Regions from separate parts of the Homo sapiens genome. Here region 1 is linked to region 2. The links are chromatin loops, found by intact Hi-C in ENCODE. Cell type or tissue: mammary epithelial cell. All regions are shown on one strand. Each heading gives the region's core, and the rest is flanking DNA. Links, peaks and the distances in the headings are about the cores only.

What was found. Peaks named below come from ENCODE experiments on the same cell type or tissue, not always from the same donor. Only the 100,000 strongest peaks of a DNase experiment are listed, where the experiment ranks them.
Region 1: it touches region 2 in a loop (16-fold over the local background); 10 of 110 quality-filtered maps call a loop at or near these places.

The regions. Positions count from the first base shown.
Region 1 is chr15:92,093,323-92,101,656 of GRCh38, forward strand. It overlaps SLCO3A1 (solute carrier organic anion transporter family member 3A1), which reads left to right. Exons shown (of 10, transcript NM_013272.4): 3 at 1,559-1,657. Among named protein-coding and RNA genes, the nearest start is that of SLCO3A1, 240 kb to the left of the region's middle. In mammary epithelial cell, for the core only: a CTCF peak has its summit at 4,438 (motif pointing right); no DNase peak of the experiment used is centred there.
Region 2 is chr15:92,517,906-92,526,239 of GRCh38, forward strand. No RefSeq gene overlaps it. Among named protein-coding and RNA genes, the nearest start is that of LINC00930, 50 kb to the right of the region's middle. RefSeq lists enhancers at 194-695, 3,654-4,246. In mammary epithelial cell, for the core only: a CTCF peak has its summit at 3,813; a DNase peak (open chromatin) is centred at 3,836.

The DNA of each region.
Region 1 (8,334 bases), core at 66-8,065, 420 kb before region 2:
CAAGAGGGAGAAGGGGAGGTCCCAGATTCCTTTAAACAATCAGATCTTGTGTGAACTGAGTGAGAGCACACCCATCACCAAGGGGGCGGTGCTGAGCCATTCATAAGGGGTCTGCCCCCATGATCTAATACCTCCCACTAGGCCCCACCTCCAATATTATGGATTACACTTCAACATGAGATTTGGAGGGGACAAACATGCAAACTATATTACGCGGCTTCCTTTGCCCGGTATTTAAAAACCATTTGCCTTCCTCTGTGTAGTTTAAGTTGTTTTTCCCCACCTCAAGTCAATGAATGAGTTCGGAGGAGGGAAAGCTTCAAGTCAGCGAGGCTAGGATTTTTACTGGTTGGTTCAATGCTGAATCCCCAACCCTGAGAATAGTACTTGGCACATAGAAGGAGCTCAGTAAAACTTGACTGAATGGATGAATATGTGATTGGTTCCACAATGACATCACCGAGAGAATTTAGGGTGAGTTGGTCTACGCCTATGAACAGACTAGGCTGGAGAGCTACCCTCCACTGGGCTTAGGTTCCCAGCAAGTGACATTCATCTCTCACCCTGCTCTCCAGGTGCCCGTGTGGCCTGTTAGCACCCAACCTTGGAGCTGCCTGGCCTGGAATTACCCATGCACTGACTGTCCTCATCAGATGGCCAGCTTCTAAAGGGAAGGGCCACTTTCTGGACTCTTATTTTTGCCTCCAGGGCCTGGAGAACTGTCAGTGCTCAAGAAATGTCTACCAAATTGAAATTTAAATAGATACAGCCTGTGGGTTTGAATTTGGGATCAGTACTTTTCCCAGAATGTCCTAAAATTTCTGTGTAAAATACCAGGTATTGTATCGATCAGATACTTAAGCACTGCCCAGAGCCTGCCATTTTCTCAAGTGCTACAGAATCACTTAATTCCTGAACAGCTGTTACAAGCAGCCACAACAACAGTGGAAACAGATAATGACTTCAAAACGTGGACAGAAATTGAAGAATTGAAATTAATAAATGTGTAATTAAATGTTAGATATTTACCATCGTGTGAACTTTGTTATTTGCTGAATTTCGGAGTCTTGAACGTTTTATTATATTTGAAAATAATTTGTGGCATAGATTATCCTCACTTCACAAAAAATTCTTGAGTTTGCACAGTGGGTGTCAAGGGATCTTAGCCAACCATAAATTAAATAAGTTACATAAAAGTAAGTAAATGTAAAAGCAAAATTATAAAAGCCTTTTCAAAAGTGTGGATGGCAGAAAAAATATTTAATGATAGATGCGGATGTATTTTAATATGTTTGATGTGGGGTGAAGTCCTCTAAAAGTAAGGGACACAAATTTCAAAGCAACCTACCTGAAATACTATAGAATTGTAGCATAATATACAGTGCTTTCATAGAGTTTCCAAAAATTAGAAATTCAGCCTTTCCCCTCTAGGATTTTTAGATGAATTCCTAATGTCATCTCATCTCATCAATGTAAAATAATCTCCTTGACCTTTGGTGATTTTGCTCATCGAATAGCTTCTGTTTTGTAATCTATTTTTTTCTTCATCTTCCTTCAGGAATCCTGTTCACGATGCTGGTATTTGGACCAGCCTGCGGGTTTATCCTGGGCTCTTTCTGTACCAAAATCTACGTGGATGCGGTCTTCATTGACACAAGTAAGGAATATATCTCCATGTCTACCTTCCATCCGCAAGCGTTTCCTCCCTCATAAATGCGGCTTCAGCCTGTGGGTTCTAAAACCTTCTTGCTAAGAGACAGTCTTGATGCCCCTGCCTCTGTAGCTGGGGCTCACCCGAGATTAGATGAAAGAACGTGAGTGTTGGTTCAGAGGGCCTGACTCAAGTCTGGGTTCTGCCAACATCTACCTAGAGGCTGAATAACCCCCAATAGCTGATTTTACTCCTCAAATCTGTATTTTCCTTATCTGTAAATAAAGGGTAACAATAATTACATCGGCCTGGCAGATAAGAATTTAATGAGAGTGTCTGTGTAGAAATGCTTGGCATATCCTCATTGAGTGGGGGCCCATTAACCTATATGAGGATCCTACTTTCCAAACTAAAAGTTGGAGCATGTGTTCTGGAGGTGCAAGTGTACAAACGGGGTCAATGAGACAGAATATTGGAACATCCTTTTAGAAGACACTGTTGTGGTGGCCTTTGTGAGGAAATATCCACATTCAAAACCATTTTAAGCAGAACCTGTGTTCTTAGCAGGAAGTGCAAGTGCATTTCTCAGAATACCCTGAGTTCCCCAATCCATGATTGTGGGATTGAATGGGATGCTAGATCGATGGGCTAGACTATTCTGTGGTGACAGACAGTCCCAAAACCTCAGTGATTTTATACAACTAAGGTTTATTTCTTGGTCACACTACATATGCAGTGTAGGTCAGCAGTGTCAGGGTCAGGGAGACTTGGCTCATCGTGGTGACCTGTAGATCTACTCTCAGGATCGATAAGCATTCTCAGCCCCCCAGGCCCAGGCCCACAGAAGTTCCATCCTGACCCCAGCTTGCACAGTTACCAAGACAGGAAACCAGTTTTACTCTGGCCCTTGAAACCTCTACTCAGAAATGACATACAGTGTTTCCCCTCATATTTCATTAACCAAAGCAAGTCACGTGGTGTATTGGTTTCCTGTTGCTGCATAAGAAATAACCCCAAACCTAATGACCTAAAACAGCAGACATTTCTTATCATACTGTTTTTCGTATTTTTTTCTGTGGGTCTGGAATACAGGAGCAGCTTCACTGGGCAGTTCTAGCTCAGGGTCTCTTATGAGGCTGCAGTCAAGGTGTTGCAAGGTGGCAACCTGGTCTTGGATCATCCCAAGGCTCAGCTTGGGGAGGATCCACTTCCAAGCTCACTGCCATGGGCCCACAGGAGGGGACTACCTCACCGTGACACCCCTGAAGCAAACAACCCAAGAGAAGGTGAGAGAGAGCACCTGAGGCAGGAGTCACAGTCTTTTTATAACCTAATCTCAGAAGTGACATCTCATTACTTCTGCTGTATTTCGTTTGTTAGAAGCTAGTCACTTGTTCAGGTTTACTATGGAAAGAGAAGGGATTATTACACAAGGACCAGAATACCAGGCAGCAGGGACTTTAGGGGACCGTCTGGGTCATTGCCTACCATGTGCTGTCACATCTCTACCTTGTGTCTGAAAAGGAACACTATATTTCCATGTAGTTTAGCATGCAGCAAAGCCATATTTCCTTTCTCTCTGAAAACAGAGGGTGAGAAGCCATTCCAGCCTCTGCTTCTCATGCCGATCTATCCTCAGGATCAGTAAGAATTCTCAGTCCCCAGGTTCTCAATCCATCATCTCTTGACAATGCTAAATTTACTAATTCACCCCAAAGAAATAATGTGGTTTTAAATCCAAGTCGCTTTGTGATTCACTCCATTAATCCTACTGATATATTTACTTGTAGCTAATGATGTTACAAATTTCCAAGTGGAAAAAAAAAATCAGAGGCAGCCCTATTTATTTATACTTTTAAAGTGCTGAGTCTGTTCCGAAGGTGATTGAGTGCTGGTGTTTTGCAGCCGTCGGCTGGCCCTTTGAACCCGTTTCCTAGGGAGTGTGGTAACAGGTAGGCTGGGAAGACACAGGACACATGAAGTGAGTCAGTTTCCATCTTGCTCGTATAGACAGGCCAGCTTCCACCACTGCACCCAAGGCAGCACAAGACAGGGCCAGCAGAGGGGATAGAGAGGAGGCATACTCCTGATGCAATGGGGAAGCCACCTTGAAGGGTAGCAAAGTGGCCAGATAGCATATTTTGCCCTCAGTGCTATCAGTGGTGGCCTTGAACCAAAAGCCTGCGAATGACCAGAATATCTGAGCTGGAAAGAGCCTCAGACATCATTCCTTTCCAACTCTTTCATTTTACAAATGAGGAAACCAAGTCACAGAGAGGGGAAGGGATGTCCCCAATCCAAGGAATGTATCTCTATAAAACCCCGATCTCCTGAGCCTGCCTGTGGAGATTTCACTCACCAAACTCTCTTAGGAGAATGAAACAGCACCTTTTCTCAGTGCCTGAAATGACCAGCGGGTAGACAGATGGCTGGAGGGGGCTTAGCCCATCCACTCCCAGTTCCCTCCATTTGCTGAGACTGTTCCTTCAGCCTGGAATGCTGTTCCCATCTTACTGTGTTCGGCATCTCTGTTTGCCCGTTAAGGCCCAGGGTGGAGCGGTGTGATCCATGGTTCCAGGCTCATTGGCTACTTGGTGCCTGCATGGATGTAAGGCAGGTGGGCTCCTTTCAGTCCCGTGTGGGCATCTCGCTGATGACAGGCTTCCCCACCAAGTTGATAGCGGACTTCCCTTTCTGTTTCCAAAGAATGCAAGGTGCATTGTCAGTCACGGTCTTTGTTTGCGTCCTTCCCGGAGGCACCGTGAGGCACCGTGTGGCACAGCTCTTTACCGGTAGAGGGCAGAAGAATATCATTTATCCTATTTAGGGAGTCAGCCATAGAATTCTATAGTTGCCAGCAGTTTTTATTGTTTCTAGTCTTGTGAAACTTGCCGCCTGCAGGTGGATTTGGGCTGTATTTGAGGAGGGGATTCTTAATTGCTTTAGGGCCTCCCCTATCTTTTCCTTGCTTTCCTAAAACAGTGCTCTTCTGTAGGGCTGTCCAATGTATGGGAACATTACTGTAGGCATTAATAGGCAAGGGCCACACACGTGGACACATGTTTCTGAAGTCCCCACTGAGATTGGGGTCCAGGAAAAGCAGCAGCCTAAAATTTGTGGGGAAGGAGCAAGGCAGGTCCACAGAGGGCCCTCGTTATGGGGTAGATGGAGGAGAGAAGGCGGCGTCCACCACATAGCCTGGTGCCAGCATTGAGAGGAGAATCCAGTGAGGAAGCCTGGTTGAAACTTGTGAGTAGATGCAGCTGGGGTGCCAAGGAGGGCTGGTTGTAGACATGGGCCAGTTCTGGGGTGACAGCCCCCACGGGGCACCTTGCCTGGAGGTCCCAGCTGGCTCCACTTGGACATGGGCTGCTCCCGCTGCTGCCTTTCATCCATGTTTGATCGCTACGTGGTTCCCTTTGCTCCTCAGCTCAGGGAGAATAAATCCCTCCCCTGAGAGCTGGGGGAGGAAATGATGGTGCCTCCAGAATTTCTTTTTTAGGTTCTTTGTTAACTGAAACCCAGGTGAGAACAGGACCTTGAAAAAACGGACTTAGTAGCAGAGTACATATCTAATCACTGCCTTGGCCAACCTTAACTATGTGGGTTTATTACAAAAAGATTAGTAGTAACAGCAGCCATGAATTGGTCACTTCTTAAAGCTATACATAGATTGCCTCATTGGAGCCTCAGCACATTCTCATGGGAGTGTAGATCCTACTGTTAGGTGAGGCATTATCATGCAGTGGTTAAGAATTCAAGCACTGGAATCAGACTCCATTTGAATCCTGACTACACCCCCTTATGAGTTCTGTGATCCTGGGGACATCGCACACACATCCTGAGTCTGTGTGTGGATGGCATGAGTTACTCATGCAAAGCATTTAGCACAGTGCCTGGCATATAGTAAGCACACAATAAATACTTATAATAAGAAATCCGAGAGAGGTTAACAGTTTCCACAGCTAGGGATAGAGCAGGGATTCATCCCCAGGCCTGTCTGACCTCAAAGCCCCACTCTTAACAGAACAGCTGGCTTCCCTGAAACATCTCCAGGAATTTAGCCAGAAGGCGGCTCCCTTCCATGGACAAAGGCCTTGCTGAGATGGCCTAGCCTCACCAGCACATCCATGCAGACTTGTCCTGAGGCACACACCAGCCGGCCTCGCAGAAGGCTGCATGGCGTTTGCAGCTGGAACAAGATGTGGCCATCTGTTTGCTTCACAAAAAAGGTCAACAGACTGAGAGCCTCCTGCTCTGCCATCCTGAGGGCTGGCTGCTACTGCTAGATTCCTTCATTTTGGGCTAATTAGCCCAATGGCTGCGATTCTAGATGTTCAATGCCACCCTCCAGCCTTAGTCCCTTCCTGTCTCCAGTTTCTAATTAGGTTTGTAACTTAATGATACTCTTGGAATTCTTGAGTCCCATAGCAAAAGTTTGGCAACATAGGTTAAACAAATGGGTAAATGAACTACAAAAAAAAAAAAGTCCATATGGCACAGGAAAAAGAAGTAAATGTCCCCAACTTGCTTTGATCTCCTCTTCTCACAATCTCAAGTATCCTCATGAGCGTGTGGGTGGGTTGGTTGGTTAGTTTTAAACTGGTTTAACTGTATTTCCAGTGACTTTTCATTTGATCTTGGAAATGGGTGGAAATCTCCATGAGCCTCCTAGTTCAGTTAACCTTTGACAGAGAGAGCAAACAGCTGTCAACAGCTCTCAATTCACCCAACACAAGCAAGAAATAAGAACAACCCAGAAGTCAGATACAAAGAGTGGAAGGGTTAGAAAAATTGATCTTGTAAGGCCAGGCATAGTGGCTCTCACCTGTAATCCCAGCATTTTGGGAGGCCGAGGCAGGTGGATCACCTGAGGTCAGGAGTTTGAGATCAGACCAGCCAATATGGTGAAACCCTGTCTCTACTAAAAATACAAAAAAAAATTAGCCGGGCGTGTTGGTAGGCACCTGTAATCTCAGCTACTTGGGAGGCTGACGCAGGAGAATTGCTTGAACCCAGGAGGTGGAGGTTGCAGTGAGCTGAGATCTCACCACTGCACTACAGCCTGGGCAATAGAGTGAAACTCCATCTCAAAAAAAAAAAACAAAAAACAAAAAAACGGAAAATGGATCTAGAAAAGGAGAAACACCTTCTATGCCTGTTGACACCTATGTCAAGACAAGTCCAAGCTGTGCCTGGCTTCATGACAGATATTTCATGGTACACCCAGTGTATGGCTCTTTGCTCTACTCTGCAACCCTTTTCTCCTGTCCCCTTTACCAGACTTCCCTCCGAATGAAATGGCATCTGTTCTCATCATCTGGAATGACCACGGGGTAGATTAGTGGCTTGATGAGGGAGTTGAGCCTATTTACTTAGAGTCCCCAGAATGTGCCACACCTTGACTCAGCCTGTTCCCTCAGCCTGGGATACTGTCTCTACCTCATTTTATTCAACATCTTTCTTCATCCATGTGTCTAGTTTTGTTGGCAATTGAATGCATCTAAGTAAATGAGACAGATTGGTGCTTTCAGTTTTGTTCTGGGCATCTTACTGAAAGCAGCCCTTGCCAGAAGGCTGAAACTGCAGCCATTTTTTTTAAAGTTAAGACACTAACTAGAACCAAATAGAGAAGTAAAGAGGTTTTCAAGCCTTCCTCCCTACTTTTATCTAAAACAATACTTTTGCTATGCCAAGCCTGCCTGAGACTGCTGTTCTTATAGAACGTGGATTTCTATTTCCTAAACCTTTTGTACTAGTCAGGGTAGGCTAGGTTATGTTGCGGTAACAAACAGCTCCCAACTCTCAGCAGCTTAGAATACTAAAGGGTTCTTTCTTCTTTGTGCTACATCCAGTGTAGGTCAACAGGGACATTTCATTTATTGTAGCCTGTCAGATACCATCTTAGGAGGAAAGAGGGGGTGGAGTCATGTACCAGCTCATACACACTTCCACACAGAAGTGATATATGTCCCCTTGCTCACATTTCACAGGCAGAGCTCTGTGGCTTATAGTTACACCTAACTTCACAGAGTGAGGAGGTGTCATCCTCCTTGTCCTCAGAGGAAGAGGATCCAATGCAGACACTGATAACATCTACCACACCGTCCTCTTCCAGCCACACAGAGAACTCTCCCTCAATATCCCTAGTTCTGAAACAGTGTCTGTAGAGCATTGACGGACAATTACCAACAGGTGGAGGGAGATTTTTCACCAAAACTAGCCAAAATACCTCATAAAAATTATATTTGTTAGCTGGGCACAGTGGTTCACACCTGTAATCTCAGCACTTTGGGAGGCCAACGCGGGTGGATCACCTGAGGTCAGGAGTTCAAGACCAGCCTGGCCAACATGGTGAAACCCCATCTCTACCAAAAGTACAAAAATTAGCCGGGCATGGTGGTGGGCACCTGTAATCTCAGCTACTTGAGAGGCTAAGGCAGGAGAATCGCTTGAACCCAGGAGGTGGAGGTTGCAGTAAGCCAAGATCACACCACTGCACTCCAGCCTGGCCGACAGAGCGAGATCCACCTCAAAAGAAAAAAAAAAATTAGTATTTGTTATAGAGATGGACAGAGGCAAGACATTTCTCAGACGGGTCCAACCAGTAGCCGTCTTCCCCAGATCAAACTCACCAAAGCCTCCCCCGCCCTCAGGGCAGCACACTCCACAGCTGAGCAGTT
Region 2 (8,334 bases), core at 283-8,282:
TATGGCACACACCTAGACTCCTGTTGGCTTTACTCTGGAAAGTTCCAGCTTGTCACTGTCCCTCTTAAAGTGTATTGGCAGGGGATGTATCAGCTTCAGCCATGGGAAGTGAGCACAGGCAGTTGAGAGGGTGATTTTCCATGGTGTAGCACTCAGCGAAAGGCACTGGCAAGATGTGGCCCTCAACTCAACCTTCTGAAGTGCCACTTGAAAGTCTCGTGGCACTGACAATAATTCAAAGGCACTGTCTTTTGACCATGCATTCTGATCAACCCCACCCAAGACTGGCCTTCTAATCCAGACTTAACTCTTTCTCAACCAAAATAAAACTTCTGGCTCTAGATGCTCATCTGTAGTCTGACTCCCAGAATTCTTCCAGTGCAGCTTGTAACAAGGTTCCACCTCAGGTGGTAGCGTCCCTTCTCAAGAAAAAGGAAAAGAAGCCCATTGGTAAGGATGGGACTTATGTAATGTTTGTAGTGCCAAGAAAAGGGGTGTTTTCAATCCCAGCTTGACTCCTTTCCATTCCCACCCTGGCTTCATGGGACATCAGAAAAAGGCCTCGAATGCACATTTGTGTCCAAGCCAGCCTGTAAGTCCAAGCTCCGTTCATACAAAGAACCTCTCTCCCTAAAGTGACCTCCCCTTGGCCATCCCTCTGACCTCAGAGTGCACAGCCTGACCTCTCAGGCCCTGAAAACAGGTGGGGTCCATTTGGGCAAATAATTCCTGAATCCTGACAGCCAGGTTGTGGTCTAGAAGAGAGGGTGGACGTGCTAGGTGGGCAGGGGCTCAGCTGGAGGAGGGGGATCTCCAGCACCAAGCCCAGGTCAGAGACCTGGCTCTCCTGCTGTAAGAGAGTCCTGCACAGCATGGCCTATGGCAGCTGGGCACCTGCAATGAGAATGGCTCCCGGGAGCAGTGACTCTTCGGTGGAAGGACGGGCAGAAACTTGCTCATTTTAGGCAGGAGAGAATATTATGAGCAAAGGAATGATGGTAAAAGAGAAGTGAGGGAATGTTAGGTGCTGCCAGTAATTCTGTACAAAGCACAAGGATGAATGTAACTGGTGGGGATGAGGGAAGGGGAGAGAGAGCAATGGGCAGGAGTGTGAAGGGCAAAGGCCATACCAGGCCAGAGAGGCTGGGCTTGGATTCTTGGAAAGCAATGGGGAACTACACATAATTTATGCCGGGGGAGAGTGTGATTGGATTTGTATTCTAAAGAGGCAGCACTCTGCCATCAGGGGAAGTGATGGAATAGAAAACCAATGAGAACAAAGGATAATGGCTGGGAAGATCTAGCCTGTGGAAAGTAGATGCTGTAGGGGACAGGAGGAGAAATCAGGGGTCTCAGAGCAGGCAAGAGGCAGCCTGGGGAGGACATGCCACAGAGATTATTTCAGACCTCAGTTGCATAGGAGGAAACTGCAAAGTTACTTAACCTCCCTGAGCCTCAGTTTCTCTGCTCTTTAAAATAGCATAGAAACTTACTGAGAGAATTTAAATGAGTGCTAATATGAATATAAATTGCCCAGACAGGCCTGAATCATAGGAAATGCTCAGAAAAGGAAAGCTCCCCATAGATTTTTTGGGGAGTTTGCACAGAGAGCAAATAGAATGCAGCAAAGAAAGCCTGGAAAGAAAAGTACCAGTTATTTCATAATCTTGCCAAGATCCTTTGAGCAAAAAGGGAACCAAAGAAGGAAATAGAAAAACAGGTTGGAGTGTTTTTGTTTGTTTTTGTTTTGTTTTTTTTTTTTTGGACAAGCCTTGCGGGGCACTGGGGGGGCTTCTTTGACAAGTACCCTAAAACCTGATGGCAACAAAATGGGAGCAGTTGTAATTCATTAAGAGCACACTGTTGCGAGGCTTGGGAGAACCACCCAACCTCCAGTGGCCGGCCCACCCACCCCCATCAAGAGGCACACTTTCAGGACACTGAAGTACACCACATTCTTGGAGTTTCTCCAGACTAGCTTCTGATGAAGCTGTTCCCCCAGGAATGATCACAGTGAGTCTCAGATTCCTGTGAACAAAGGAGCCAGTAACTCCCCATGACCACAACAAGTAAAACAAAGACAGCTTCAAAGATGGCACCGAGAACTGGGAACAGCAATACAGGCAGGAGTTGGAGAGGATTTCTATTGAAATCCAATGACTGAGCTAAACTATTGATCCATTTTTCTTCTAAGCCTCTACTCACAGAATGCATTCATTTAAAAATAACATTTATAAATATAGGCCAGGTGCGGTGTCTCACGCCTGTAATCCCAGCACATTGGGAGACCAAGGTGGGCAGATCACCTGAGGTCAGGAGCTTGAGACCAGCCTGGCCAACATGGTGAAACCCCATCTCTACTAAAAACACAATGATTAGCCAGATATGGTGGCGCATGCCTGTAATCCCAGCTACTCAGGAGGCTGAGGCAGGAGAATCACTTGAGCCTGGGAGGCGGAAGTTGCAGTGAGCTGAGATTGCACCACTGCACTCCAGCCTGGGCGACAGAGCCAGACTCCATCTGAAAATAAATAAATAAAATTTTTAAAAATAACTTTTATAGATACAGATGCTAGATAGTAAAATCTCATTAAATGAAAACCATTTGACCATGAATCTGTGGCCATTTAATTTGGACTAATTTAAAATTTACTTTTAACCTATGGGAACAGGGCTTCTCCACCAATTTAACCCTGTAATTAGGATGCCAAGAGATTTGGAAAACCACCTCGCACAGGTGCTTCTTCCTTGCCATTTATATCACACTTTTTCTTTTTCACTCGTGGGGTGATATTCAAAGCAAAGTTAACTTAAAGGTATAACCCTCCACTGTCACTCAATCTAGAAATAAAGTCCCTTTCTCTGTTGAGTTTAATGTCTCTTTATTTGCCATGGCAAGAATGGCAAACACATAGCACACACCCTACCCTCCATCTCACCCAAGCCCTCTGCAGGCATGACTAGCTGATCAGAGTAAGGATCCTTCTTAATCCAGTACTTCAAAAGAAGGAAGAGATTCCAAGCATTCCTTCCTCTCAGATAATAAATTTGATGTCCTCCTTCCAAGGAGAAAACATCTATTCTGTGCCCAAGGGCCTAAGAACTGAGGTTACTTACCCAGTGGAAATAGCTTATCCATTTCAGGAAGAACTGACAAAACAGGTGGTAAGATAAGGCTTCCTGTTCCCTCACTCATTTACCAAGAAGGTGGTTAATATTAGCAGAAAAATGGTTTGGCAGACTGAACACTGAATGAAGGTCTCCTTGGACACTTGGCATGTCCCTAGGCTAGAGCAGTGATATGGCTTAGCTCTGTGTCCCCACCCAAATCTCATCTGAAATTGCAATCCCCATATGTCAAGGGAGGGACCTGGTGGGAGGTGATTGGATCACGGGGGGCAGTTTCCCCCATGCTGTTATAGTGATAGTGAGTAAGTTCTCACAAGATCTGATGGTTTAAAAGTGTGGCACTTCCCCTCCACCCCTCTTTCTCTCTCCTGCCATCATGTAAGACCTGTCTTGCTTCCCCTTCACCTTTTACCATGATGATTGTAAGTTTCCTGAGGCCTCCCCAGCCACGCAGAACTGTGAGTCAAAACTCTTTTCTTTGTAAATAACCCAGGCTCAGGTAGTTCTTTATAACAGTGTGAACATGGACTAATATAATCAGTGATCTAAGAAGGGGTAGAGGAGAGCAGAGTAATACAAAATGACAAAGGGAAGTCGGGGAGAAGGATTCCCAGACTGTAACCATAATAGGTCTGTTGCCTGATATGCATGGCAAGTAAATACCATGGCAATACCATGGCCAGACACCAGGTTGCAGCAGAGAAAGAGGTTTAACCGCAGGGCCTCCGAATGAGGAGCTGTGAGTAAACCTCCAATCCATCTCCCCGTGGAGTTTGGGGTTAGGATTTTTAAGTGTTTTGGAGTGGCCGGAAGTGTGGAGATAGGTCCACGAACTGTGATTGGTTGAAGAGTACAGGATGAAGTCACGGGACAGGGAGATGAAGAAGCTCTATTCTCATGCTGATTCCACTCCTCTATGGGGTCTTCAAACTAGTTGGTGTCAGCTATTTCACTGGAATTCTGGATCTCAAAACACATCTTAAGCAATTCTTATGCAAAAGCCTTATGAATGTAAGATCAGAAATCCTATTTATCTAAAACAAGTCTTATGATTCTAGTCTCAGAAATCCTGTCTATAGGAACAACAGGGAAGCAAATGGTCAGTATCTAGTTACAAGCAAGTGGGTCAAATTGCAGCCTGATTCGAGCTTAATTATAAATATATTTCTGTCTGGAATTCTTGTTAACCCTATGAGGATAGCTTCAGGATGGTTATTCAATGAGAGCCAGCCTAGTGTAGGGGTTAAGCACATATCTCTGAGTTCAAATCCTGCCTCTGTTACACTATGTGCCCTTGGGTACATTATGTACCCTCTCTTCACCTTGGTTTCCTCATCTGTAAAATGGAAATAATAATACCTGTGTCATAGTATTGTTGTGAAAATTAAATGTGATCATCTATGAAGAGTTTCTAGCGTATACTACATACTCAAATGTTACTTTTTTTTTTTTTTTTTTTGAGATGGAGTCTCCCTCTGTTGCCCAGGCTAGAGTTCAGTGGCGTGATCTCGGCTCACTGCAAGCTCCGCCTCCCGAGTTCATGCCATTCTCCTGCCTCAGCCTCCTGAGTAGCTGGGACTACAGGCGCCTGCCGCCATGCCCGGCTAATTATTTATTTATTTATTTATTTATTTATTTTGTATTTTTTAGTAGAGACGGGGTTTCACCGTGTTAGCCAGGATGGTCTCGATCTCCTGACCTCGTGATCTGCCCGCCTCGGCCTCCCAAAGTGCTGGGATTACAGGCGTGAGCCACCGCGCCTGGCCGAATGTTACATTATTGTTGTTATAATTCCTGTTATCAGACAGGATGCTGTTGGAGTAGGTAGCACAAAATTCAGATAAAGGCATTGATGATCCTGCATTGAGTCCAGAGGTAGGATGTTCCAGGCACAGCTGGTTAAATCACAGCTATTTTTCATCATTCTGTTCTGAATCTCCAGGTCAGCAATTGTTTCCCCACCAGTAGAGCTGGCTTCACAACTCTAGATGTCATGTAGCCTCTAGCAAAGAAAGGGGAGGAGGCATTTCTAGCAAAGGAGACAGGAGGTGGCTGTTGGGGATGGAGTCAGTAGTGCATGATAACTCAGACTGGATTTATGGAGAAAAGAAAGACATATTGTGTGCACACAGACACACATACAGACTCCACTCATGTATGTTTGGCTAACAGGCCATATCTAGATGCATTCCAGACATCATGGAACATAGTAGAAAGGTCACACCAGGGGACCACCCACCTTGTACTGGGGCATTTCAAATGGTCTTATCTCTACCTAGGCCTCTCCATTGGATATCAAAGCCTTTGGCTGGGTTTAAACAGGTTAATAGGCTTTTGAGTAATTAGTGCTTTGAGGAAGCCGTAGGCTTTGATTCGTCAAATGCTGTGGCCTGTTCACTGTAAGCAGAATTTAATCTGTGAGCTACATCATGTGAAAATAAAGCTGCCTAAAACCAAATACATTCAAATTGTGATGATAGTAATGCAAGCAGGCAGGCTTTTCTTGCATGGCTTGTGAAGTGGTTCTGAAGCAGAGGAGTTCCAGAAATCTTTTAAGCAACAGTGGTTTGAAGAAGATGACATCCATTTGGAGAGATGTACTGATATATGAAATCCCCCAGTTTAGGAATAAGACCTAGGTGTAACTCCTGGCTCCCACCTTTGTGTAACCTAGGACATGTTTTTTTCACTTCCCTGAAACTCAGTTTCGTGGTCTTTAAAATGAACACGATAATACCTACTTTGGAGATTTAACAGGAGAGTAAGTTAGGTGAAAAGTTAAACTGCCTGGCCTAGTAGCTGGCACTGGGAAAGTGTTCATGTAGTGGATTCAACAGTGACCCCTGAAAGATATGTCCACTGAGAACCTGTGAATATGACCTTATTTGGAAAAAGGGTCTTTGCAGATGTAATTAAGTTGAGGATCTTGAGATGAGATTATCCTGGGTTGTCCCGATGGACCCTAAATTCAATGACAAGTGTTCTTTTAAGAGAAAGGCAAGGAAAGATGCATAAAGAAATGTTGACCTGTTTTTTCTCTACTAGTGTGGATAATTTGTTATTCTTTGAGCTCATCTGTGTTTTCCAATTTTCTACAATAAACTTGGTTTACTCGTGGAAAACACACACACACAAAAGAGGAGGCCATGTGACCCCAGAGGCAGTGAACGTTATATCCCTACTGTCTCCAGCAATAAGCACAGCACACGTTAGGCATTCATTTATTTCTTTTGTTTTTTTCTTTGTTTTGGTTTTTTAGTTGATTGGCAAAGCCAGTAACTGGTTCCAAGAACGAGTTAATATGATACTGCATGAGTCAGGACAGGCTTCCAAGCCACCTCCGTGTTTCAGTGACTTAAAATAACAAAGGACTATTTCTCACTAATGCTACCTGCCCAAGCAGGGTTGGGGATGAGGAGAGTTGGCTCCACGTCATCCTCACTCTGAGACCCAAAGGACAGGGGCTATACCTTCCCATTATTTTGGCTTCTCCCATAAGCCTGTTGGGTATGCAGAAAAGTGGGGGCTAAGGGACCCAGCATCAGCATTTAATGCTATGCCTGTCAAGTTACTTCTGCTGCATACAATGACCGGAACCACTGACATGGGAAATTCCAAGGCTCGATGAACCAGAATTAGAGGAGAGCTAGATATTGGGGAATATTAGAAATTCTACCACAGATATGGGTGCAATGGTCTCTTTGTGTCCACATTACAAACATCACAGAGAATCCAGTATGAATTGAAGAAGAATGAAATGATCACAGGCCTGGGAGCCTTCTATCTGGTTGTTACAACCTAAATGTTGGTCCTGACCCATCCAACTCCACAATGTGGCTGCTATGGATTATAAGAAAGCACTATACATTATTGTCATTTTGTTTTTCTTTTTCTAGACAACCACTCCCCCCAACCACCAAGATTCATGGGAATTCAGGCCCCAAGAGCCCATTAACCTTAGAGGCTCCACAGGGTCCAGTCTAAAGAGCCCAGATCAATGAGATCAAGCAAACAGTTTCTCAGAAGTCTATAACAAAAAGCAGACAGCTGGCAGCCAGCGTGAGACACCAAGATTTGTCTTTGTGGACGGCTGGCAGGGGCCTGGGGGAGATGTCATTTTTTAACAGGCCTCAGAATAAAATGGATTTTTTACCTGCTGAAGGAGCTACCAGTTAGCAGACATTGCTCTTCCAGGAAAACAAATACACAGCTGGGATACTCATTTTTCTTCCATTATTAAATATTGTTGGCTTGGTTTTAAAAGATTTCAAATACGGCGGCTCTTTAAAATTCCCTGCCTGCCTCCCTTTCTTCCTCCCCTTCTTGTCTCCCTGCCCTTTGATGGAGTTTCAGCGCCCACATGCATGGCAACAACCGCTATTTCATCTTAAATTTCTATAGCAGAAAATGTAGGTCACTGATCTTAGAAGTGGCCTAGTTTCCTGGCTCTAAATAGAAATCTTTCCCCAGGTTGCGGCTTTTTTCTAGGTTAATGTCTAATAAAAGTATAACCTACTTAGCCAGGCCAAACAAACTGAGTTCTGACCTCCCGTCCACCCAGCTGCTGAATGGTTTTGCAGCTTTAGGATCGTCCAAGGCCACAGCTATCCTCAAAAAGCAGCTTGAGGGCCAGAACATGCCTCTGAGGTCACAGGTGGCAGAGCCTAAGAAGGAGAATGTGGCAGCTCTCACTCCACCTGGCAAAGCAAAGGTCCCGGGGGAACTAAGATGTGTTAGTTGCTCACCCACGCTGAGCACTTCTGTACATCTTCACATTTCATTTTGTCCGGGTTAGCTCAAGGTCGTTCTCCTTCCCCCTGCCTTTCCTTCCTCCCTTCCTTCCCCCTTCTTTCCTCCCTTTCCTTCCTTCCTTCCTTGCCTTTCTTATTTCCTTCCTTCCTTTTCTTTCTTCCTCCCTCTCTTCCTCCCTCCCTTTCCTCCTGCCCTTCCTTCCTTTTTCCCTCCATCCCTCCTTCCTTCCTTCTTCCCCTTCCTTCCTTTCTTCTTTCTTTCCTTCTTTTCTTTCTTCCTTCTTTTCTTTCTTTCTTCCTTTCTTTCTTCATTCTTTCCTTCCTTCCTCCCATCCTTCCTCCCTTCCTTCCTTCCTTTCTTTCTTTCTTCCTTTCTTTCTTCATTCTTTCCTTCCTTCCTCCCTTCATTCCTTCCTTTCTCTTTCTCTCTTTCTTCTTTCTTCTATTTTTAATG